Regions from separate parts of the Homo sapiens genome. Here regions 2 and 3 are each linked to region 1. A link is an interaction called in ENCODE POLR2A ChIA-PET data of the cell type or tissue named here. Cell type or tissue: Caco-2. All regions are shown on one strand. Each heading gives the region's core, and the rest is flanking DNA. Links, peaks and the distances in the headings are about the cores only. Region 1 has its middle 8.7 kb from the start of RNF7. Region 2 overlaps GK5 (glycerol kinase 5). Region 3 overlaps TFDP2 (transcription factor Dp-2).

Region 1 (8,559 bases), core at 165-8,164:
TTAAGAAACTTCCAAAGAACATGCTTGAGCAAAATGAGAAAATAAACCAGGAAGACAAGCCAGGCGCAGTGGCTCATGCCTGTAATCCCTGCACTTTGGGAGGCTGAGGCAGGCAGATCACTTGAGGTCAGGAGTTCGAGACCAGCCTGGCCAACTTGGCGAAACCCCCCTCTCTATTAAAAATACAAAATTAGCCAGGCATGGTGGTAAACACCTGTAAGCCCAGCTACTCAGGAGGCTGAGGCAGGAGAATCACTTGAACCGAGGAGGCGGAGGTTGCAATGGGCCGAGATCGCACCACTGCACTCCAGCCTGGGCAATAGAATGAGACTGTCTCAAAAAAATAAATAAATAAAAATAAAATAAAATAAACCACAAAAACAAAGAACGCCAAGTTCAGAAATCGGAAGGCCCAATATAGGACAGTAAAAAAGGGAGTCCCAGATGATGGTTGAGGTAAATCCAAATTGGAGCAGAAAAGTAGAAGACTTTGTAAAGGAGAAAGACTTGGTTAAAAACTGAACTTATAGAGCATGTGAAATACTTAAGTATTTTGTCAACTGAGGTCAGGAGTTCAAGACCAGCCTGGCCAACATGATGAAACCCGCATCTCTACTAAAAATACAAAAATAAAAAATAGATACTTAGGTGTTTTGAAAGAAATATTGATAAGTATATTTGAAATGACAGAAACCTGTGGGAAAATATTTAGAATAAGTACACAGAAAACTCTGCAAATGACAAAACAGGCAATTATTAACTTAGACAAAAGACAGATATACAATGAAATATGTACAAAAATATACCAATGAATACACCAAGTGTTGATTTAACTAAAAATTGTGATATATCTTTATTGGGAGGCTTGGTGAGAGGAAGTTACAAAAGTCAATATGTAAAATTTTAAATGGAAATATCAAGAAATAATATAATAAGCACTTTGTTTAAAATCAGGCAGTAAATATCATGAAAAACTGCTGAATAAGTTGAAAGTGGCTGCCTCTGCAGAAGAGAACTTGGGGCCACGTGCAGTGGCCTACACCTGTAATCCCAGCACTTTGGGAGGCCAAGGTGGGAGGATCACTTGAGCCCAGGAGTTCGATACCAGCCTGGGCAACCTAGGGAGACCCCATCTCTACAAGAAGAAGAACAAGAGGAAGAGGAAGAAGAAGAAGAAGAAGAAGAAGAGAGGGAGGGGGAGGGGAGGGGAGGGGGAGGGGGAAAGAAGGAAGGAAGGAAAGAGAAGAGAGAATGAGAGAGAGAAAGAAAGAAAGGAAGGAGGGAGGGAAGGAAGGAAGGAGGGAAGGAAGGAAAGAAGAAGAAAGAAAGAAAAAAAAGAAAGAAAAGAAAAGAAGAAAAGAAAAGAAAAGAAAGAAAATAAATTGGTCTGTTGCCCAGGCTGGAGTCCAGTGGCATGATCTTAGCTCACTGTATCCTTGAACTTCTGGGCTCAAGTGATCGTCCTACCTCAGCCTCCCAAGTAGTTAGGACTACAGGCATGTGCCACCATGCCTGGCTAATTTTAAATTTTTTGTAGAGGTTAGGTCTTGCCATTTTTCCCAGGCTGGTCTTGAACTCCTGAAACCCAAAGTGCTAGGATTGCAGGCATAAGCCACTAGCCACTGCACCCAGCCAAAAATATTTTTAAAGAGAGAATTGAAAAGTGCCTAGCTTTCTCACCATGTAATTTGTTGTTATATAACTCCAGGTCAATACCTAATGCTGGCTTAAATCATCTTAGTTTCCTCAAAAGAAGAGGAAGTCTCAAACACTTGGGATATGCTTCATTGAAGAATGAGTAGAATTTTATAAGTGGAAAATAAGTAGAAAGGATGACCGAAAGTGTGGCATCCAGGAAACATAACAGTCTTTTGTGAGCTTAGGCGACACATGAATCCTCTGAGGTCTCAGCTGGTCTCCATTCCACACTCCTGGCCCCATTTCAAATGGTCTGTAGCATATGAAACACCTCACAGCCTGCGCCGTGCATCCCACACTCCCTCCTTGCCTCAGTGGTCAAGACTTTGACCTTTGTTTTCCTACTGAAGACTTTGCCTTCCCCTGCTTTGGACCTGTCCTCTATATTTCTAACTCCGAGCTTTGTTTTTCTCCTTGGCCAGGATTTATACCTGTTTCCGATTAAATACTGCATCATATAGAGATAGTGTTTGGCTACAGGTAACAGAACCAGCTACAGTGCCCTACACAGGTGGAAGACGACTGGGCAGGTACAGCTACTGCACCACATCATCAACGTCCCAGATTCCTTCTCTCCTTCTCCACCATCACCTCAGCAAGTGGCCCTTATCCTCATGGCTGCAAGGTGGCTCCCACACCTGTGACCTCTCCTCTCCATTCCAGACCAGAAGAAGGAGAAGAAAGGACAAGGAGGAAGTGCTAGTATCTGATTTCTGGCTCATTCTTTTTTTTTTTTTTTTTTTTTTTTGAGACAGTTTCGTTCTTGTTGCCCAAGCTGGAGTGCAATGGTGTGATCTTGGCTCACTGCAACCTCCGCCTCCTGGGTTCAAGCAATTCTCCTGCCTCCCAAATAGCTGGGATCACAGGCATGCACCACCATGCCTGGCTAATTTTGTATTTTTAGTAGAGACGGGGTTTCTCCACATTGGTGAGGCTGGTCTCAAACTCCCAACCACAGGTGATCCGCCCACCTCGGCCTCCCAAAGTGCTGGGATTACTGCGCCCGGCCTCAAGTTGTGACATTCTAAACCACATTGTCTTACACCTCCAGGTTCCTTTCCATATTCATCCACCTTGCCTTCCACTGCTCTTTCCTGTGCCCAGCCTGATTTGACCTCATACTTGTACAAGCATTTTCATACTTCAACCTCAATTTACCCTCTGGAGCTGAAATTCAGTACTATTTTCTAAAGTTCTTGTTTTTCCTCTCAACTGTATTTCTTGTTTTCCCTTCTGCTTTTGGCCTCTCCCTGGAGAAGCCTGGCCTCCAGAAACTGTAGTGTTAGGCACCTCCGGCCTTATAAGCAGGACCTAGCTGTATGGCTAAATGAGAAGCAGGAAGGAGGAGAAGGGAGAGTTCCATGGGAAAGAATATGGAGGAGGGGTTGACACAGGCTCTGTAATAACACATTAGGGATTTGAGTCTTTATTTTATAGGAAAATCAGTGAGAACTCTGGGTTTCAAGTGATACAAAACCGATTCAAACTGACTTAAGTACAAAAGCAAATCTGTTGACTCCTGTAAGTCCAGGGTGGTTCTAGCTTAAAGTCCAGCTGAAATCAAGGGTTCACATAACGCCGCCCACCTCCATCTCCTGGGAGTTCTGCTGCTGTGTTGACTTTACTCTCAGGCAGGCTCTTTCCCACATGGGGGCAAGTTGAGCAGCATTAGCCAGAGGGTTACATTCTGCCTGGTTAATAATCTCAAGAAGGAGCTCTTCTTTGGACTTTCACTGGAGGACCATGAGTCACATGCACACCTGTTAACCAATCACTGTGCCAGGGAGATGAAATACACTAGACATCCCTGGGCTACGTGCATACCCTGGAGGGCAGGGGAGTGGAACCCTAAAACAAACTCAAAGTGCTGTTGCAGAAAGAAGCTGAAATGGAAGCTGGGTAGGCGGAAACAAGAGATGTCTACTAAAGAAAGAGGGCCAGTAATGGTATTAGAGCTGGTAATGAGAAGATCAGAATGTTGCTTTCAGATGATTAATCTGGAAGCAGGGTCCAGGATGGGCTTGGGGTTGGGGAAGTTTGGGATTAGGAAAACTGGTTAGGAGGCTACTCTATCATCCAGGTAAAAGACATGACAGTGAGAATGGGAAAGACAGGACAAGTGTAAGAAGTTACTTCAGAGGTAAATTAATTGTCAGCATCACTCGCACCAAGAAGGTATAAGGAAGAGGTATGAGGTCAGAGGAAAGTCACTCGGCTAATAAGAATGTGGGAGAATGCCTCTCTCAGAAGCCTAAGACCCACTCCCTCTAATGTAGTTGTGAGATATCCTACCTATTTATGATTATGTTCTTTCCCCGTGCAGGTAAACTACCGGTCTTAAAAATTACAGTCACTCCCCAGATCTCTTCAGATACCTTCAGATCAATTTGGAAAAATAGCAAGAAGTCTAACACTATGCATAAAAAGAAGAAAAAGGTAAGTTCTTGGACGTCTGTGTCAGTGAGGAGCAGCCACCAGGGAGTGCTGTGTGGAGCCTGGGCCCTTGGGGCAGACAGCACCATCAGCTGCAGGTTTTGCATTTGATTATATGAGAATTTAGGTTCTAGGTCACGCTCCCCTAAACCATCATTCCAATCTGATGGATGATGATTGAACCAAGAGACAAGTAAGTAAGAGAACAACAGTTTCCTCAAAGATTGGCACAGACTGGGCCTCCCCTCTTTAATTCCCACCCCTACCCAAATCCTAGTTGCTGCTAGCCTATTGTGGATCTGAAAAGATAAATTTACTTTTAAATTTACCTAAACTCTTTATGAAGGCTGTGCTACCTCTTAGGAGGTAATGCTTTATATATGTTTATTCTCTACTGTAAGAAGTTGAACTCCCTTTTTTCTATAATTTATGATTGCCTGTTTATTATTTCACAGACTAAAAACTGAATATAGGTGCTATATTTCCATATGGATGTCATCTATTTCCATGGCCAAGCAGATACACCCGGATAGATATTGCTTATTCTATAGTAATATTTTTCACTGTAACCAAGTCCCTTTGAAGTTCTCAAATTTGATGATTATTGTATGAAAGTTTAAAGTCATGTGATAATCCTGTCTTGTGATGATCCCATCACACTTGTCATTTTCTAAAATGTGGGTTTCACAAGTAGGCCTTAGTAAAAAAAGACGCAATTCTCTGAGGCTTCATCTCTCCTGCATATGAAATTTATAAGTTGAAGGAAATCATACTTTTATCTAAAAAAGAAAGAATCCTCTTTCATAAATATACCTATAGTTGGGAACAATAAGAATGCTTGGAAATAATAACCACTTCCTAAAAGACACCATCCCTAAAAATGAGGATCCTCCCTAAATGAGGAAACTTTTTTTTTTTTAAGACAGGGTCTTGCTCTGTTGCCCAGGCTGGAGTGCAGTGGCGCAGTCTTGGCTCACTGCAACCTCTGCCTCCTAGGTTCAAGTGATTCTCCTGCCTCAGCCTTCTGAGTAGCTGGGATTATAGGCGCGCACCACCATGCCCAGCTGATTTTTTGTATTATTAGTAGAGACAGGGTTTCACCATGTTGGCCAGGCTGGTGTCGAACTCCTGACCTCAGGTGATCCACCTGCCTTGGCCTCCCAAAGTGCTGGGATTACAGGCGTGAGCCACAGCTCCCAGCCAAATGAGGAAACTTTTAATTCCTCTGCCCCACCCTGAAGATGCCACATAGCCCCGTGAGAAATGGAAGAGGTGTGGTTGATTGATATACAGATGACAGTGGGTGAGTTGAGTTTTATATGCCACAACAATTATGGTGCAGGATGAAGAGCATGGCCTAGGCAGTTAGATGAACCAGAAGTCTCTATGGAGGAACTGCCGCTTTCCAGGTACTGAGCCTGGGCAAGTCAGTTCACCTCATGCTCCTCAGTTTCCTCTTATGTAAGACATAGTTAAGAGTAGCAGGGCTGGGTGCAATGGCTCATGCCTGTAATCCCAGCAATTTGGGAGGCTGAGACAAAAGGATCGCTTGAAGCCAGGACTTCAAGACCAGCCTGAGCAACATAGTGAGACCCCCTATCTCTACAAAAAATTTAAAAATTAGCCAGCTGTGGTGGCATGTGCCCGTAGGCCTCGCTATTTGAGAGGCTGAGGCAGGAGGATTGCTTAAGCCCAGGAGGATAACACTTCAGTGAGCTATAATTGCACCACTGCACTCCAGTCTGGGTGAGGAAGTGAGACCCTATCTCAAAAAAAAAAAAAAAAAGAGTAGCGCCTATCTCAATTGGTGAGCATTGAATGAGACCACACATGTCAAGCATTTTAGAACAATGAGAACAATGCCTTGTTCATATTATACACTCAAAAATAAATATGAGTGGCTCTTATTATTGCTGCTGTTATTGTGGATGTTAGAATTGAGTGGTGCCAGTTATTTCATCTATGACAACCACACAAGAAACATAGGAAAGAAATGAAAAAAAGAAGACTGAAGACCTCTTCACTTTGAAGTAAAAATAAAAAACGAAAACTTCATTCATTCTATCTACAAATTTAACAAGTGCTAGCAAGTTTCTGGAATCAAACTAACTGTAGGGTAAGAATGGTATAGTAAATTAGCTCCACTCTCCAGGGTCTTAGGATCTAGCTAAGAAGACAAGATCTTCGGCCAGGCACGGTGGCTCACGCCTGTAATCCCAGCATTTTGGGAGGCCGAGGCGGGTGGATCACCTGAGGTCAAGAGTTCAACACCATCCTGGCCAACATGGTGAATCCCTGTCCCTACTAATAATACAAAAATTAGCCAGGCGTGGTGGCACATGCCTGTAATACCAGCTACTCGGGAGGCTTAGGCAGGAGAATCACTTGAACCCGGGAGGCGGAAGTTGCAGTGAGCTGAGATCACGCCATTGCACTCCAGCCTGGGTGACTATAGCAAAACTCCGTCTCCAAAAAAAAAAAAAAAAAAGACAAGATTTTCTTGCATTAAAAGTGAACAACAATAAAGTATATGACTTGGAAAAATATGTGTCATTAAGCAGGATAAGAAAGGCCATAGAGTAACAAGATCAATGTAACAAATTTACCAGAACTGATGTATCCAATATGTGAGAGCTCCTGAGAACTGTTCCTGCTTAAAAGAAATGAAAATAGACTGGGTGGGCACCGTGGCTCACGCCTGTAATCCCAGCACTTTGGGAGGCCGAGGTGGGCCGATCACGAGGTCAGGAGATCGAGACCATCTTGGCCAACATGGTGAAACCCCATCTCTACTAAAAATACAAAAACTAGCTGGTCGTGGTGGCCCATGCCTGTAATCTCAGCTACTCAGGAGGCTGAGGCAGGAGAACAGCTTGAACCAGGGAGTTGGAAGTTGCAGTGAGCTGAGATCATGCCACTGCACTCCAGCCTGGCAAAAGAGTGAGACTCCGTCAAAAAAAAAAAAAAAAATGAAAATAAAAGTCAAAAAGACCTTTTTTGAAATTTGCCACACGTATCCACTGGGTAGGAGTGTAAAATCAGAATACCCCTTTAGCGGGTCTTTTGGCAGTGTTTATTAAAATGAAAAATACATAGCTTTTGACTCGGCCATTCTACTTTTAGAAATTTGTTTACTGTCACATGTGTGCAAGGAAATATGTATGAGGATGTTCACTGCAGCACTCTTTATTTTACGTGGGAAATAACTAAATTTTTCTCAAAGAGTTTCAGGGGAATAAATCACAGTAAATGTGTGTGGTAGAATACTATGCAGTCATTGAAAGAATAATGTGGATACATAAGTGCTTATATGGAAAAGTATCCAAGTAACACCATTTTTAAAAACAGGTGAGAGAATAGTATATGTGAAAAATTCATACAAAAATGAATTGACATAGTATAATCCAGCAATTTCACTTGTGTGTATACATCTAAAAGAATTGAATGTAGCGTCATTAAGAGATATTTGAACACCATGTTCAAAGCAGCATCATTTACAATAAATCAAAGGTGGAAGTAACCCAAATGTCCATGGAGAGATGACTGGATAAATTAAATGTGATATATACATAAAATGGAATATTACTCGGCCTTAAAAACGAAGGAAATTCTGACACATGCTACGACATGGATAAACCTTTAAGGATATTATGCTAAGTGAATAAGTCAGTCACAAAAAGACAAATACTGCATGCCTCCACTTAGATACTTACAGTAGTCAAAATCAGAGACAGAAAGTAGAATGGTGGTTGGGAGTACGTGTGAGGAGGGAGTTATTGTTTAATAGGTACAGAGTTTCAGTTTTGCAAGATGAAAAAGTTCTGGAGATTGTTTGCACAACACTGTGAACATACTAAACACTCCTGAACTGTACACTTAAAATGGTTAAGATGGTAAGTGTTACGCAAATTTTACCACAATTTAAAAAAATTTTAAATTGATGCATTGTGTGTCTGCTTGTGCATATACAGGAATTTCTGGAGAGTCTATTAATGGTACTTGGGTTTTTATTGTATTCCTGTTTCACTGTTTTTATCATTTGTGAGCTGTCAATTTTTAAAAACTTAAAATTGTTCAATAAATTATGATGAGCTTGTTAAACATCTGTAACAGCGCCCTTTGCTTGCTGTGTGACCTGGTGCCAAAAGTGTAGAAGAAGCACAGTAAATGCTGTGATTTCCTGGGAGGACATGAATATGTGGTGGCAAAGAGTGGCCAGTGAGAACAGAAAGATGAGTACATTTTTTCTAAGCACAGAGGGCAATCCAGCTGAAGAAGGTAGGGGAAGTTCTATCCAATTTCAGAGATGTTAACATGTGAGGAAAAGACCATCCATGGTACACTTGGATGACTGTGCAGACCAGTCTCACGAGGATCCTGCAGAGGGGTGCCGGGGATGGCCTTGACAGGTAGGTTGGGGCCATATTG
Region 2 (8,559 bases), core at 560-8,559, 430 kb after region 1:
GTATCTATCTAAACACAGCCATTTTATAACAGATCAAATTTATAGTAAAGTGGGGAAAGACAGTAGAAATAGAATAACAGAGAATTTCAGAAATATCTGATTTTGCAAGCACCTGTTTCTGTCCTTCCCACTCCAAGATCATTCCTGCATTCCTCTAGGAACAAGGGTCCCATGGGAATATGATACAGCCAATGACTTAGGTGCCAATAGATGCTGGTGCCAAAATATTTATGGCTATGAGGCTTCAAAACTTAAAAAAAAAAAAAAGATTCCTTTTACTTGGAAAGGGGATTTAAAAAGAAAAAACCACCAACACGATTTTGAATCATCTATTTAACTTTTTTAGATTACCCATTTTGACTGGTTCGAACCAGAAGACCTGGCTTTGGGTTTACAATAAGACGATTCTGGGACCAAGTAGGTTGTAAAGGCCCAAGGTATGTTTGGGGCTTTCTCTCTCTCTCTCTCTCTCTCTCTTTTTTTTTTTTGAGACAGAGTCTCGCTCTCTCACCCAGGCTGGAATGCAGTGGCCCAATCTCGGCTCACTGCAACCTCCACGTCCCGGGTTCAAGCAATTCTCCTGTCTCAGCCTCCCAAGTCGCTGGGACCACAGGCACATGCCATCAGGACTGGCTAATTTTTGTATTTTTAGTAGAGATGGGGTTTCACCATATTGATCAGGCTGGTCTTGAACTCCTGACCTCAGGTGATCCACCCGCCTTGGCCTCCCAAAGTGCTGGGATTACAGGCGTGAGCCACTACACCTGGCCTTTTTCTCTCTTTTTTTAAATTGAGATGGGTGGGGTCTCACTATGTTGCCTAGGCTGGTCTCGAACTCCTGAGCTCAAGCGATCCTCCCGCCTTGGCCTCACAAATTGCTGGGATTACAGGTGTGAACCACCACGCTTATCCTGGGGCTTTTAATTCTTACTGAAAATCATAGTCTAAATTTCCCAAAGGGATTCAGAATCCTTTGGGGTACATTCAAGTCTTCTAGGCCATCTCTGGGATGACTCTAGAATAACTTAAAGTCAAAGAACTCCAGGGTATATCTACATCTCTCCTCAAATAATTACAAAATTCTTGCAAGATTCCTGGGCTGGACTGTTTTAAATTAAAGACTGGTCCCTTACAGGAGGGGCTATTTATGAAGTTCCTTCCCTATAGCACCAGAGTGTTTCGCACTCTTAAAATTCAATCTGTTAGTCATCTGCAGTCAAATATATAAAACCTGTGAAGAGAAAGGCTTCAATTAAAGCTTAAAAAGTTAATATATCTATGTGTATTTACAGACATGTGTCTCTACACAAATAGTTTTTCAAATATATAAACATATTAAGAATTTTATTTTATTTTATTAAGACAGGGCCTTGCCCTGTTGCCCAGGCTGGAGTGCAGTGGCACAATCATAGCTCATAGCACCCTCAAACTCCTGTGTTCAAGCGATTCTCCTGCTTCGGTTTCCTGAGTAGCTGGGACTACAGGGGCATACCACCACACCTGGCTAATTTAAAAAAAATTTTTTTGTAGAGACAAGGTCTCACTTTGCTGCCCAAGCTGTAACTGAACTCCTGGCTTCAAGTGATCCTCTGGCCTCAGCCTCCCAAAGTGCTGGGATTACAGGCATGAGCCACTGTACTTGGCCAAAAATTTTAAATAAACAACATGAGGATTCTAGCTCTCACTACAGAGTAGTTCTTCTTTTGTTTTTTTGTTTTTGTTTTTGTTTTTGTTTTTTTGAAATGGAGTTTAACTCTTGTTGCCCAGGCTGGAGTGCAATGGCGCGATCTCGGCTCAACCGCAACCTCTGCCTCAGGGGTTCAAGCGGTTCTCCTGCCTCAGCCTCCTGACTAGCTGGGATTACAGGCATGTGCCACAACGCACAGCTAATTTTTTTGTAGTTTTAATAGAGATGGGGTTTCTCCATGTTGGTCAGGCTGGTCTCAAGCTACTAACCTCAGGTAATCCGTCCTCCTTGGCCTCCCAAAGTGCTGGGAAGAGTATAGTTCTTCTTAATCCAACAAAAAAGTATTTTACTCACAACAAATATAAATTGCCCCCATCAACAAATGTATGTAATATCAAGGATAACGTGTACAAACAAAGTTGCACTAACAAAGTAAAAATTTATCCCACATACATGAAAGCACAGTGCTAAGTTCTGGGGAAGCAGACAGTTTCTGCTTTCAGGGAGCTTCCAGTCTGGTAGAGATTTACACAGAAGGCAGATTAAAGAGAATGATGATCTCCTTTGTTCAGAGATAAAAAGGAAGCAAAAAAGCAGGTCAAATCAAAGATGATCTGCAGAATACATTAACCCTACACTGAAATCATGGACCTACTCCAGTAATTAAGGCTGCAGAGGTGGGGCTGGGTGGATGAAAACATCAGAAGACAATTACAGCATGAGATATTGATTGATTGATTGATTGATTGATTGAGACAGGGTCTCACTTTGCCACCCAGGCTAGAGTACAGTGACACCAACTTGGCTCACTGCAGCCTCCACCTCCTGGAGCTCAAGTGATCTTCCCACCTCAGCCCCCTAATTAGCTGGGACTATATGTGTGTGTCACCACACCCAGCTAATTTGTGTATTTTTTGTAGAGATAGGGATTCGCCAGGTTGCCCAGGCTGGTCTCAAACTCCTGAGCTGAAGTGATCCGCCTGCCTTGGCCTCCCAAAGTGCTAGGATTACAGGTGTGAGCCACTGTGCCCAGCTGAGATTTATTTTTTCTTTATTAATCAGCAAAATAGATACCCTATTTATTTCAAGATACGATTAACTAATTTTTTTGCTAACAACCATTTCCTAAGGTAAAATGAGGCAGAAAGAAAAGGAGTATGACACTATATTCACTGAGTCTTCGATTTTCTTCTAACAGCCTGTATCAGTGGCTCTCAACTGGGGGCAATTTTGCCTCTCAGAATGGCAATGTTTGAAGACATTTTTGGCCATAACAACTAGGGGGATGGTACTTGTAGCTAGAGGGCAGAGGTCAGGGATATTGCTAAACATCCTATAAAGTACAGCATAGCATCCCAAAATAAAGATTTATCCAGTCCAAAATGTCAATGCTGAGATTAGGAAACCATGCCATGGTTGGATAAAAAAGATGAAAAAATCAGTATGTCTATAGTATAAAAGCAATTAGTAGCACTTTAAGATAGATTGAACAGGAACATTCTCTTCCTTTATCAGACAGTTGCAGACCTTCTAAAAATATCTGATAGATCTATAATGGGAAAATAAAACATGCTGAGAAGTAGCACAAATTTTTCTAAACTTCAAATATTAGCATACAAATGAAAAACAAACTTGGAAGACAGAAAGGACAAGCCAGGCATGGTGGCTCACGCCTGTAATCCTAGCACTTTGGGAGGCCGAGGTGGGTGGGTCACAAGGTCAGGAGTTTGAGACCAGCCTGGCCAACATGGTAAAACCCTGTCTCTACTAAAAATACAAAAATCAGCTGGGCGTAGTGACGTATACCTGAAATCCCAGCTACTTGGGAGGCTGAGGCAGGAGGACTGCTTGAGCCCAGGAGAGGGAGGTTGCAGTGAGCCGAGATCATGCCACTGCACTCCAGCCTGGGCAACAGAGCATGACAATGTCTCAAAAAAAAAAAAAAAAAAGAAAGGACAATTTTGTTGCTCAATTGATCTTATCAACTGTTTCTGCAACCACAAAAGCAAATGTGGTCATGTTTCTGATTTTAGTTAAGTCCAAAAATATTTATTAAAGTCTTATCACTAAAAATGGCCACAAATATTAAAAATAAAATATTAGTTTTTAGATTCACAGAAGAAAAAAATAGCCACTGACACTTGAGGAGATGCTCAATTCCGATGAGGGACATTCAAAGTTACTTTCCAACATTATCTGAAAAGTATTGATCCTTTTTTTTTTTTTTTGAGACGCAGTGTCGCTCTGTTGCCCAGGCTACAGTGCAGTGGCATGATCTTGGCTCACTGCAACTTCCACCCCCCAGATTCAAGCAATTCTCCTGCCTCAGCCTCCCGAGTAGCTGGGATTACAGGCTTGCACCACCACATCCAGCTAATTTTTGTATTTTTAGTGGAGACAGGGTTTCACCGTGTTTGACCAGGTTGGACTCCTGACCTCAAATGATCCGCCCACTTCAGCCTGCCAAAGTGCTGGGATTACAGGCATGAGCCACTGCACACAGCCCAAAGTATTTATCCTTTATTTTGTGGTTATATGTTGGGAAAGAAGAACGTGGAAAAGAAGTGAACTAACAAATTTTCAGGTATTAATATTACAATTCAGTACATTCTGACAAAAAGAATTATTTCCTATGAAATTACACCCATTGGCTGGGTGCAGTGGTTCACGGCTGCAATCCCAGCACTTTGGGAGGCCAAGGTGGGAGGATCACTTGAGGCCAGGAATTAAAGACTACCCTGGGCAACACAGCAAGACCCTGTCTCTACAAAAAAAGAAAAAGAAAAAAAAATTACACCCACTGAGAAACAGAATGTGTAACAGTAAAACAACAGAGCAGCTTCCATGTGATTTTGATAGGAAAGCTTTAATTGGTGACTAAGCTTTGTAAAAAGGATGTAAACAGGGGAAAGAATGAAAAGAATAAGATTTATCTACATAATGAAGTTTGACTTTTTACAGTAAATAAAATACCTATTTATTAATATTTCCAAATATTAATTAGATTTAATAATACTATATATTTGTTACAATGCCTTCATCAGAAAATTTAATAATTAAGAAGATACTTGAAGTTCATTCAAATGGCACTTGCAGAAATGCAACTTAATTTCTAGTTCTATCATATCTGTCTCCAAAATGGACATATATGACAGCAAAAACAAAATTCTCTATAAATCTCTCCATTAGTTACATTACTATGTAACTAAAATAGCTAGTTCTATAATAAAAGGATTTTATGTGCCAAATCCTGACCAAGAGAGAAATAAAGTCATTATTGCTGCAAATCCAAATGGAACCTAACCCAAATGTAGGGAGGGGCAAATAAAGTGAAAACATGTTGGAAGGTGGGGTCAACTGCCTTAGGACAATTCTACATCCAGCTTGACACTACTCACGACTTACTCCTCCTCACTGTTTCTTCCAAGAAAGTCTAAGCATGTGAAACTGTCCTTGTTGCTCCCTGTGGATCTCTGGCTGAGTGGCTAAAGGGCAATCCTGAGCATAGACACACTCTCCTCCCTTCTATCAGCTGTCCCCCACACATACTCACAGGGATGAGTAGACTGAACAAACATCAAAAAGACGCAGGAACAAATAAAATACCCCAATAAAGGCAATTCTTAAGTGGTCAATAAATTAGGGCACTTCTTCAAATTAAGCTCTGTCAATTAGGCACTTAATAAAAACAAAAGACATTTATACAAGCATCTAAATAACAAAGAAAGATAAAGAACAAGAGAAAGACAAGATTTATGTTAACTACCAGCATGTTATACTTCAGCCAGAAGTTTTTGAAAGAAACGTTATTTGAGAAGGAAAATAAGTAGTATTTTTCTGTTTCTTAAAAATCAATATTCTTTCTAGTTCATTAACTAAAATTAGTTTTTCAGTGTTTTCAACATAGAAAGAATGCTCAGATTTTGGTTGAACAAGGAAAAATTAAGGCAGTGTCTTTAAGACCAGTAAAGGAAAGCATTAACTATCTCATAAGCTTATCTGAGAGGGACATATTAAGCTCATATTTGGATATAATATTAGGAAATTATGGCTTTAAACATAAAATATTAATGTTTCAAAATTCCACATTTTCTCAGTTATTCTTTCTTTTTAGCTATATGTACTTCAAATAGCCCACTTAAAGAATTAAAGAAATACGTTTCACATAATTTTGGAACAATATGTGCATGGTACTTGACCCAGAACTATTAGCTTGGATGGTAAATCATTATGTTCCTATGTACCACTGACCCAGTATAAAAAGGAAGAGGACCCATAACTGTCAAAATGTGGTTGGAAATGACTAATGTCCTTTGGAATTTGCTACAAAATAGAAGATATAAAGTTTTGAGGTATTGCTGCCTTACCATGGTTTAGGGGAAAAAAATAAGAGTTTTTTGTTCCGTTTTGTTTTTTTAAAAGCAATGCTTCTTAAGTTATGAAGCTTATTTAAAATTTTCTCCTCTTAGTCATTGTCATATGGGTTATCCCTGAGCTTCATCTCATCTGCACGTCACATAAACCAGCTACCTATGGTTTTGATCATTTCATTTAGTGTTATGTCTTGTTATACCAATTCATGGAGCGTTTCACTGCTTTGGCCCAGTTTTCCAGACTCATTTCATATTCTTGACATTTCTTCTGTGGCTTGAAAACCACTTCACTTTGTCTCAGTTTCTTTAGTTCCTCCTTGTCAGTCCAAAACCCTATAGATAAAAAAATTATCCTCAAATTTTAAGGCAAATCATGAGTCCAATAAAGTTTATCCAAAAACCTATACGAGTTGCTGGTAGAAAGGTAAACAAAAACTATTTTTAAAACAATCCAAAATACTTTGTTACTTTTGAATTTTGTTAGATCGATCATTCCTGAAAATAATTATACCAGTATTTTCAAGTCTTTTGGTTTCTAACTTTCAGCTCAGTTTCTGTGTGGTGGGACACCACATCACTTCTAAAGCAGCTACCCTATGCCATCATTTAATTTCATAACTTGCTATTATTAAAACAATCCCAAGTGAAAAACAGTATATTTTCTGGCCAGGCACAGTGGTTCATGCCTGCAATCCCAGTGCTTTGGGAGACTGAGGAGGGGAGACCACTTGCTTAGGAATTCAAGGCTGCAGTGAGCTATGATTATATCACTGCACTCCAGCCTGAGTAACAGAGAAAGACCCTGTCTCTAAAAATAGAAAAACAGAAGAAAAAAAAAGAGAAAGAAATAGGATATTTTCTTTTTTATGCAATTACAATAAATGAAGACAAATTAAGATTTTTGTCTTACAGCTTAAGGTAAATGTCAACTTTCTGGAATATGCATAAAATTCAAAGTTGGAGATTAATGTAATAGTTTCTCTTTCAAACTATAGCCTTTTATATAATTTATTTAAATTCCAGTTTAAGATAATTTTGTAGTTCTAGCATAGACTGCTCTTTGAAGGAAGGATCATATGATATATAATAAAAAGCAAGAGAACTTTTTTTTTTTGAGACAGAGTCTCTTTCTGTCACCCAGGCTGGAGTAGAGTGGTGCGATCTCAGCTCACTGCAACCTCCACCTCCCGGGTTCAAGCAATTATCCTGCCTGGGCCTCTCGAGTAGCTCGGACCATAGGCACGTGCCACCACGCCCGGCTAATTTTTTGTACTTTTAGTAGAGACGTGGTTTCGCCATGTTGGCCAGGCTGGTCTCAAACTCCTGGCCTCAAATGATCCGCCCTCCTCAGCCCCGCAAAGTGTTGGGATTACAGGTGTGAGCCACAGCACCAGGTGAGAACATTTATAACTAAGATCATAAGTAGTCTGAAATGATACAGGTATCTTATTAGTAAGCTTGGCACATTTCACCTACTGAGAGGTCTATCACACCTCTTTTGAAGTACCAAAAGTCTACAAATCTTCATGAAGTACATTTTTTCTTACCAATAAAACTGACACATTAAATTCTCCTTTCTAAAATTTTGTCAGGTCATATTCTTTTTATTTACAGTCAACATTTTAGACCATCTATGTTTAAAGGTATTAATGTAGGCCAGGTGTGGTGGCTCATGCCTGTAATCCCAGCACTTTGGGAAGCCGAGGCGGGCAGATCATCTGAGGTCAGGAGTTTGAGATCACCTTGGGCAATATGGTGAAACCCTGTCTCTACTAAAATATAAAAAATTAGCTGGGCGTGGTGGCACGCGCCTATAGTCTCAGCTACTTAGGAGGCTGAAGCACGAGAATCACTTGAGCCCAGGAGGCGGAGGTTGCAATGACCCGAGATCGCACCACTGCACTCCAGCTTGGGCTACAGAGTGAGACTCCATCTCAAAAAAAAAAAATTTTTAATTAAAAATAAATAAAGGTATTAATGTAGACAAGTTTTTAAAAGAAAAACATAGTTTTCATCAGTATACTATAGTTAGATAAATCTAGTCAGGAAAATAAATGTGTTTCTTAAAATCCTCATTTCCAGAATTTATTGTTTACATTTTAAGACATATATATTTTAAGACATTTTATTAAGTATGTATAGAGCAAATCCAATTTCTGGGTAAATTTATAAAATACAGAGGATATACATAGTCTCACATTTCTGAGACAGAAGCAAATATCTGAAATTAAATATAATGATGTAGATAAAACTCAAGTCACTGTGTTATGTATAAAAATAACCTGCATGTGGGGCTGGGCGCAGAGGCTCACGCCTGTGATCCCAGCACTTTGGGATGCCAAAGCGAGTGGATCACCTGAGGTCAGGAGTTTGACACTAGCCTGGCCAACATGGCGAAACCCCATCTCTACTAAAAATACAAAAATTAGCTGGGCATGGTGGCGGGTGCCTGCAATCCCAGCTACTTGGGAGGCTGAGGCAGGTGAATCGCTTGAACCT
Region 3 (8,559 bases), core at 229-8,228, 240 kb after region 1:
TGCAACTAATAAAGTGCATCCTTCTTGAGTTTGCAAATGATATGAAAATGTTAACAGAAGGCCAGCCCTGCACCCATCCCTAGTTCTCCACTCACTTGTCACTGGAGATGCTGCAATCTATGACTGTTTTTCTGCTTGTATTGATGATTATGAATGGCAGCTGAATGGTAGAGTTCAGAGCCGGCGGGCCCTGGTTTTGCTGCTCATTTTGTCGATTTCTCTGTACCAGGTTTTTGAAAGCGATTTGCTGTAATGATCAATAAAAACAATATGGTCAATTGTGCATAAGTGAGTTGGAATTTAAAAGAATTAAGATAATACCTTTAAATATAGTTTAAAATTAGAGTTTAAAGAGACATCCCGCCTGCACTAATGAATTAATTTAAAAAATTAAACATTTAAGAAAGAATGATCCAACTCAATAAATACATTTTTCCATCATCCATAGAAACAGGACCTCACAATCTGGGAAAGAACCAGTAGGCACCTGGAACTCTTCAGCAAATGACACAGCAAGGGTGATACCATTTATCTAACATAGACTCCTGACAGTTTGGGGTCAAATATGCCCCCAAACTTTAGGATGTGTAGCCCAGGGATATGCAAACATTTTAAAGGCACAAAATTGTTTCTTCAAATAAAATCTCGAGGGAGGCTGGGCACAGTGGCTCACGCCTGTAATCCCAACACTTTGGGAGGCCAAAGCAGGTTGATTGCTTGAGTCCAGGAGTTTAAGGCCAACCTGGGCAACATGGCAAAACCCTATCTCTACAAAAAATACAAAAACTAGCTGGGCATGGTGGTATGTGCCTATAGTCCCAGCTACCCAGGAGGCTGAGGTGGGAGGATTGTTTGAATCCAGGAGGCAGAATTTGCTGTGAGCAGAGATCATACCACTCCATTCCAGCCTGGGTGACAGAATGAGACCCTGTCTCAAAACAAAACAAAAAAAAACTCATGTAAAACAGATGGAAGTGGTGCTGTTGAGGCTGGCTGCAGTGAGGCCAGGTCCTAAGCTCTGCCATCTCTGCCCTCAAGCACAGCCACATGGTTTCTAAGGCACCTCCACAGAACTTCTCAGCAGCCTCTGGGCACAGTTTGGAATCCAGCCCCAGCCTTCCCCAACCAGACATTTCCAGATGAGGTAACTGAGGCTCAGCACTAATTATAAGATACATCAAGGCCTAAATTTTTTTACTGGATCTTGCCGCTACTTTTAGTTATAACCATTACTCAAAAGCCAAAGAAAGTGATCTCCCTTTTAGACGGAGGCTGCAGTAAGCCGAGATTGCACCACTGCACTCCAGCCTGGGCAACAAGAGCAAAACTCTGTCTGAGAAAAACCAACCAACAAACAAACAAGTGATCTCCCTTTTTTTAATAAGGTAAATGTACGATAGAATTTCACAGCTAGAAAGACTGTATGCAGTTCAAGTTTTTCATCTGCTCAAGAAACAGATAACGTTTTAAAAGTTCCTCAAGTCAGAGCCATTCATTCCCCTTCATTAGCTTGTTATAATCTTGTCACCCAGTAGTGATAAATTTATTTTTTACATTTTAGCAATCTTATGATCAGTATTGTTTATTTCAGGTTCTGGACCTTAACTAAAGTTTCAGTAAGATTACTATTATTGGCCAGGCATGGTAGCTCACACCTGTAATCTCAGCACTTTGGGAGGCCGAAGTGGGAAGTTCTCTTGAGCCTAGGAGTTGGAGGATGCAGTGAGCTATGACTGTGCCACTACATTCCAACCTGGGCAACAGAGCCCTTTCTCAAGAAGAAAAAGAAAAGAAAAAAAGGAAAGAAAAGAAGGGAAGAGAAGGGAGGGGAAGGGGAAGGGGGAGGGGAAGGGGAAGGGGAAGGGGAAGGAAAGGGGAAGGAAAGGAAAGGAAAGGAAAGGAAAGGAAAAAAGAAAAGAAAAGAAAAGATTACTATTATCTTAAAATGGCTGAGTGCTATCTCCCCAAAAGGGGAAGATTTACTCTTTGAAAAGCACAAAAAATAATGAACACCAATTTATTGTAGACCTAAGTGTGTCCAAAAATCACTATCAATAACTAGCACTATCAATATCATTACCAAACATTATTGAGGTTACATTTCATTATTTTCTGTTGCTAAAAAACGAATTCATTGCTTAATTCCTTTAATAATGAGGAAAAATTATGATTAAACTGTGGAACTGAGAAAAAGAATTACATGCTTAAATACTCCTGCATAGCTTCTCTTCCCTTTTACTAGAATACACATCTCAAGAGCTGTTCCTACACTTTGCCTAACTTGGTGTCTGTCCCTAGTGCCACAAGAGGACCCTGGTATATGGGGGAATATAAGCAGTGATAACTAATGGCCCTTATGTATTTGTGATTCACTATTTAATGCTGTGTACATTTAATAGTATCAATGGTTTTTCAAGTGAAGAGAGCAGTAAAAACATAATGTTTTTATTATTATTATTTATTATTATTTTTTTGAGACGGAGTCTCACTCTGTTGCCCAGGCTGGAGTACAGTGGCACGATCTCAGCTCACTGCAACCTCCGCCTCCCAGGTTCAAATGATTTTCCTGCTTCAGCCTCCCGAGTAGCCGGGACTACAGGCACCCGCCACCATGCCTGGCTAATTTTTGCATTTTTAGTAGAGGCGGGGTTTTACCATATTGGCCAGGCTGGTCTCGAACTCCTGACCTTGTGATCTGCCCACCTCGGCCTCCCAAAGTGCTGGGATTACAGACATGAGCCACTGCACCTGGTCATAATAATGTTTTTTTTAACACTGTCACAAATTTCATATACCATATAATGTTATTTTGGATAGTAAAAGGAAAAATAATTCACTTATTTTGAACTGACTTATTTGTTGCCCTTTGATTGATTTCCTTTGGCCTTTTGTTCTTTTTCAAACTCATTAACATCTATTCCAGAGGCTGAACAGCTTTAAGTGTGTTCATTCATTTTCCTATGCGTTTATTATGGAAAAGGTTTAAGGGCTGGAAAGGGCAATTATAGAGATAAAAGTAGGATATTGGGATTATCTACAGGTTTGCTTTACTCACTCCATTCTTCTACATTACCAAAAATAAAAGAGAGGTGGTAGCAAGGAGGTAATAGTTACCTGTGTCATGTGACATGAGTGAGTTGTGACATGAGCTTATAAAAAAAAATCAAGTGAGCTTAGCCACAGCAAATGGATTACTTATTAAAAAAAAAAAAAAAAAAAAGACAGAGTCTTGCTCTGTTGCCCAGGCTGGAGTGCAGTGGTGCAATCTCGGCTCACTGCAACCTCCGCCTCCCGGGTTCAAGTGAATCTCTTGCCTCAGCCTCCTGAGTACCTGAGATTTCAGGTGTGCACCACCATGCCTGGCTAATTTTTTTATTTTTAGTAGAGACGGGGTTTCACCATGTTTGTCAGGCTGGTCTCAAACTCCTGACCTCGTGATCTGCCCACCTCGGCCTCCCCAAGTGCTGGGATGACAGGAGTAAGCCACTGTGCCTGGCTGCTTAATTTACTTTCTATGACAACTTAATTTATTTGATGAAAGGAAAAAAACTGAAATGCTAGGAGGAAATAAGTTTTTTGTTTTTTTTTTTTTTGAGACAGAGTTTCGCTCTTGTTGCCCAGGCTAGGGTGCAGTGGGGCGATCTCAGCTCACTGCAACCTCTGCCTCCCAGGTTCAAGAGATTATCCTGCCTTAGCCTCCCAAGTAGCTGAGATTACAGGCATGCGCCACCATGCCTGGCTAATTTTTTGTATTTTTAGTAGAGACGGGGTTTCTCCATGTTGGTCAGGCTGGTCTCGAACTCCTGAACTCAGGTGATCTGCCCGTCTCCGCCTCCCAAAGTGCTGGGATTACATGCGTGAGCCACCACATCCGGCCTTTGGAAATAAGTTTTAAGTTTACCAGAAGACCACAAGTTGATTTCAGTTATACTTTGGGTTTCACTTTAATGTTTAGAGAGACCTGTTTCTATGAATGTTGACAGCCATGTTGCCCCTGGGTGGAACTCTTCTACAAATATTTGGTTTGAGAGACAGTAGAGGAAAAGAAGTTCAAGACTTTAAAAAATAAAAAAACAATGTTCATGGTACAGAGGTAAGCAGGGAAAAAATATGGTTTCATTCTTTGCATCAGGCATCTAGAGACAGGAAAGTCCTACACACATGAGGGTGATCTTGCCCAGCACCATTCTTTCTGATAGGCAGATGACTGTTGGCATGCTGATAAACAGGTTTTTAAAAATAACGTGCCAAAAAAATTAAGCTCCAAAATGTTCCATGGTTTTGAAGAAATTCCAGGAGGGCCCCAGCACAGGGTTTGGGGCATGAGCTCTTAGGGGATACTGCAGATAACTGTGCAGGGACAGGGACAACAGAGAGGCTGCCGGGGGGAAGAAGATGGCAGCACAGGAGTTCAAGGAGGAGTGTTTGGTAGAATTCTACAGGCAGGAGCATAGGAATAAACTGTCAGTTTCAGCTTTTTTTTTTTTTAAAGCTGCACAATATTCTCTTCAAACAAAACATTATTATTTATATATTATATATTATATATAATTATATATAATATATAACAATATATATAATATATAATATATATAACTATATATAACATATAATATATATAATATATAACTATATATAACATATATCTCATATATAACATATATCTCATATATATAACATATATATCATATATATAACATATATATCTCATATATAGATATATATAACATATATATCTCATATATAGATATATATATAACATATATATATCTCATATATAGATATATATAACATATATATCTCATATATATAGATATATATAACATATATATATCTCATATATATAGATATATATAACATATATATCTCATATATAGATATATATAACATATATATCTCATATATAGATATATATAACACATATATATCTCATATATAGATATATATAACACATATATATCTCATATATAGATATATATAACACATATATATCTCATATATAGATATATATAACACATATATATCTCATATATAGATATATATAACATATATATCTCATATATAGATATATATAACACATATATATCTCATATATAGATATATATAACACATATATATCTCATATATATAGATATATATAACATATATATCTCATATATATAGATATATATAACACATATATATCTCATATATATAGATATATATAACACATATATATCTCATATATATAGATATATATAACACATATATATCTCATATATATAGATATATATAACATATATCTCATATATATAGATATATATATAACATATATCTCATATATAGATATATATATAACATATATATCTCATATATATGAGATATATATATATAACATATATATATATCTCATATATATGAGATATATATATAACATATATATCCCATATATATGAGATATATATATAACATATATATATATCTCATATATATGAGATATATATATATAACATATATATATATCTCATATATATGAGATATATATATATATAACATATATATATCTCATATATATGAGATATATATATATATAACCGGCCTAAATTTTGGTATTTCTATAAATCTTACTGAAACAGACCCAGTGTGGTGGCTCATGCCTGTAACCCCAGCACTTTGGGAGGCTGAGGCGGGTGGATCACAAAGTCAGGAGTTCAAGACCAGCCTGGCCAAGATGGTGAAACCCCGTCTCTACTAAAAATACGAAAAAACTAGCCAGGCATGGTGGCGGGTACTTGTAATCCCAGCTACTTGGGAGGCTGAGGCAGAGAATGGCTTGAACCCGGGAGGCAGAGGTTACAGTGAGCCAAGATCGCACCACTGCACTCCAGCCTGGCGAAAGAGTGAGACTCAGTCTCAAAAAACAACAACAACAAAAATCTTACTGAACTATTTCATGCCATTCTGTCATTTACTGATAAAATTAAGTATTACAGGCAGATTTGATTACTGTACTTGAAGCACCTAAAATTTAACTAGCTTCACTAGTGGATATTCCAAATTCGGGCTAAAATAAACAAACACAAAAAGACCCCTGACAGTTTATGTTTAGAGAGGCCTGAGTGTCAACAGTGAACTGCTGCCTGGCGTAAGTCACACACAGGGCAGGGAAGCTACTGTGGAGCTGAGATGATGGCAACAGATGGGACCATCTTAAGGCAGAGCACGTGGATGGCAACAAGCTAGGAGGTGAGAGAGGCTGCCCTGGCGTGGGCTCACCACACACCACTCAGAGGCACCACAATTAGAAAACACACTGACTCCAAAAGGCAGCAAGTGGAGAAACAGGGAAGGTAATGAAAACATCTCGGTATCTTTACCTGTAGGAGAAGTTCTTGCAGCTGGGCCCGCTTCTGCTTTATCCGTTCTATCCGCCTCTGCTTCTCTATCTTTAAAACATTGGTTACAAAATAATATGAACATAGGTAGACTATAAAATATCGTTCACTTTCCAGGTCCCTATTCTGAGATAACAATTTTCCCTAGAGAAACTGAACCCATTTTAACAATATGAATAAAGACAAATCATATCTTTGTAGGGGGCAGGGGCTGGAGTGAACAAGTAGACACAACATCAGATCTGTGGCAACTGTCATTAAAAATGAAATCATACACTTAATGAATACTTGTTAGCAGTACTTGTTGCAATTATTATTCAAGTTCTAATCAAAGTAATAGTACCACTTAGTTTATACTCACTCTATCTGCCAACACAAAAGTAAGCATTTTACACACATTATCTTAATTCACCTTCACAAAAACCTTATGAGTTAAGTCCTGTTGTTATCCACTTTGCATCGAAGGGAACGGAGGCATAGAGGGCTTAAGTAACTACCCAAGGTCACGCAGCTAGTGAATGGCAAGAGCCAAGATTTGAACCTAAATCCTCTGGTTACAGGGACTCTATTATTAATTACTTTGTTATATTACTCCTCTAAGAATAAGGCAAGATCTTATTTACAATTCCAGCTTAGCTGACTCTCCAATGAGGACAGCTGATAATACAGATATCTCACACATCATGGTAGGCTGGGTGTGGTGGCTCACGCCTGTAATCCCAACACTTTGGGAGGCCGAGGGGGGAGAATCACTTGAGATCAGGAGTTTGAGACCAGTCTGGCCAACATGGCGAAACCCTATCTCTACAAAAAATACAAAAGCCAGGTGTGGTGGCGCGCATCTGTAGTCCCAGCTAATTGGGAGGCTGAGACACGAGAATTGCTTGAACTTGGGAGGCAGAGATTGCAGTGAGCCAAGATCATGCCACTGCACTCCAGCCTGGACAACAAAGCAAGACCCTGTCTCAAAAAGAAAAAAAAAAAAAGAAACATGCTTATTGGACAAATTTTCCAGCTTCAAACTACTGCTTTTTTTCTCAATCTGATAACTACTCAGAGAAAACAGACATTAGGGTCTGAACTTCCTTGCAGTTGAGTTCCTCACTGTCTCCTTGGGCAAAAGCCAATGACATTTATTAAGAAAAGTTATGGCCAGGCGCGGTGGCTCAGCCTGTAATCCCAGCACTTTGGGAGGCCGAGGTGGGCGGATCACAAGGTCAGGAGTTCGAGACCAGCCTGGCCAAGAGACCAGCCTGGCCAATAAGGTGAAACCTCGTCTCTACTAAAAAAAAAAAAAAAAAAAAAAAAATTAGCCAGGCGTGTTGGCAGGCGCCTGTAATCCCAGCTACTCGGGAGGCTGAGGCAGGAGAATTGCTCGAACCCGGGAGGCGGAGGTTGCAGTGAGCCGAAGATTGCGCCACTGAACTCCAGCCTGGGTGACAGAGCAAGTCTCCAACTCAACAAAAAAAAAAAGAAAATTTATAGGAGCCCATTGGTTTGGACTGAGCTCCTGCACTAAGCTCAACAGACCAAACAAAAATGGAGTCACTCATGCTGAAATGCCACCAGGCCAAAACTGAGTTGTTTATCTGACCTAGGAAATCAGGAGAGAAAGAGAATAGCAAACTACCCAAACAGGCCAGTTGCAGCTGGCATAAGAGAGTCTTCTCTATTTTACCCTTACAAGGAAAGTGACATTGATATGTCCAGTCTGCTTTTTGTTCTGTTTCTGCCTCTATCCGCCTTTGCTGCTTCTCTATCTTTAAAACACTGAAGAATGTTCAACCTCTTCTGCTCAGCTTATAGGAATACTCATTCTACTTACTAGTGAGGTGTTGCCAGATTCTAGAATCACAAATAAAAGGCAATTAAGATCTTTAAACTAAATTTGTTACAATTTTGTCTTTCAATCATCAAATAAGACATTTTTCTTGTCTGCTCCAGCAGATTATCTCTTACTTGCTCCACATCCAGTCTAGTCTATACTAGCAGTTTCCATTCATGGTTCCTCTATCCACCACGTTTTACTTTTAAATTACTTAAGATTCACTGTAAAATCTGTGTGGCGTTCTGCATTTGAAAAGATGTTGTAGGAGCATCCCTTTATCAGAAGCTCTGACAAGCCAGGCCCCTTACCTGTCCCTCATCCAACCAGGTCAAGCTGCACTGATTGTACCTCTAAAAC

Evidence for each region. Peaks named below come from ENCODE experiments on the same cell type or tissue, not always from the same donor. Only the 100,000 strongest peaks of a DNase experiment are listed, where the experiment ranks them.
Region 2: POLR2A ChIA-PET joins it to region 1 with 6 read pairs; 3 of 35 experiments call an interaction of 5 or more read pairs at or near these places.
Region 3: POLR2A ChIA-PET joins it to region 1 with 5 read pairs; 2 of 35 experiments call an interaction of 5 or more read pairs at or near these places.

Annotation. Positions count from the first base shown.
Region 1 is chr3:141,725,270-141,733,828 of GRCh38, forward strand. No RefSeq gene overlaps it. Among named protein-coding and RNA genes, the nearest start is that of RNF7, 8.7 kb to the right of the region's middle. In Caco-2, for the core only: no CTCF peak of the experiment used is centred there; a DNase peak (open chromatin) is centred at 3,402.
Region 2 is chr3:142,159,378-142,167,936 of GRCh38, forward strand. It overlaps GK5 (glycerol kinase 5), which reads right to left. Exons shown (of 16, transcript NM_001039547.3): 16 at 1-6,393. The coding sequence ends at 6,245. Among named protein-coding and RNA genes, the nearest start is that of TFDP2, 14 kb to the left of the region's middle. RefSeq lists an enhancer at 4,912-5,647. In Caco-2, for the core only: no CTCF peak of the experiment used is centred there; no DNase peak of the experiment used is centred there.
Region 3 is chr3:141,963,717-141,972,275 of GRCh38, forward strand. It overlaps TFDP2 (transcription factor Dp-2), which reads right to left. Exons shown (of 13, transcript NM_001178139.2): 9 at 6,357-6,425; 10 at 96-247. Among named protein-coding and RNA genes, the nearest start is that of ATP1B3, 91 kb to the left of the region's middle. In Caco-2, for the core only: no CTCF peak of the experiment used is centred there; no DNase peak of the experiment used is centred there.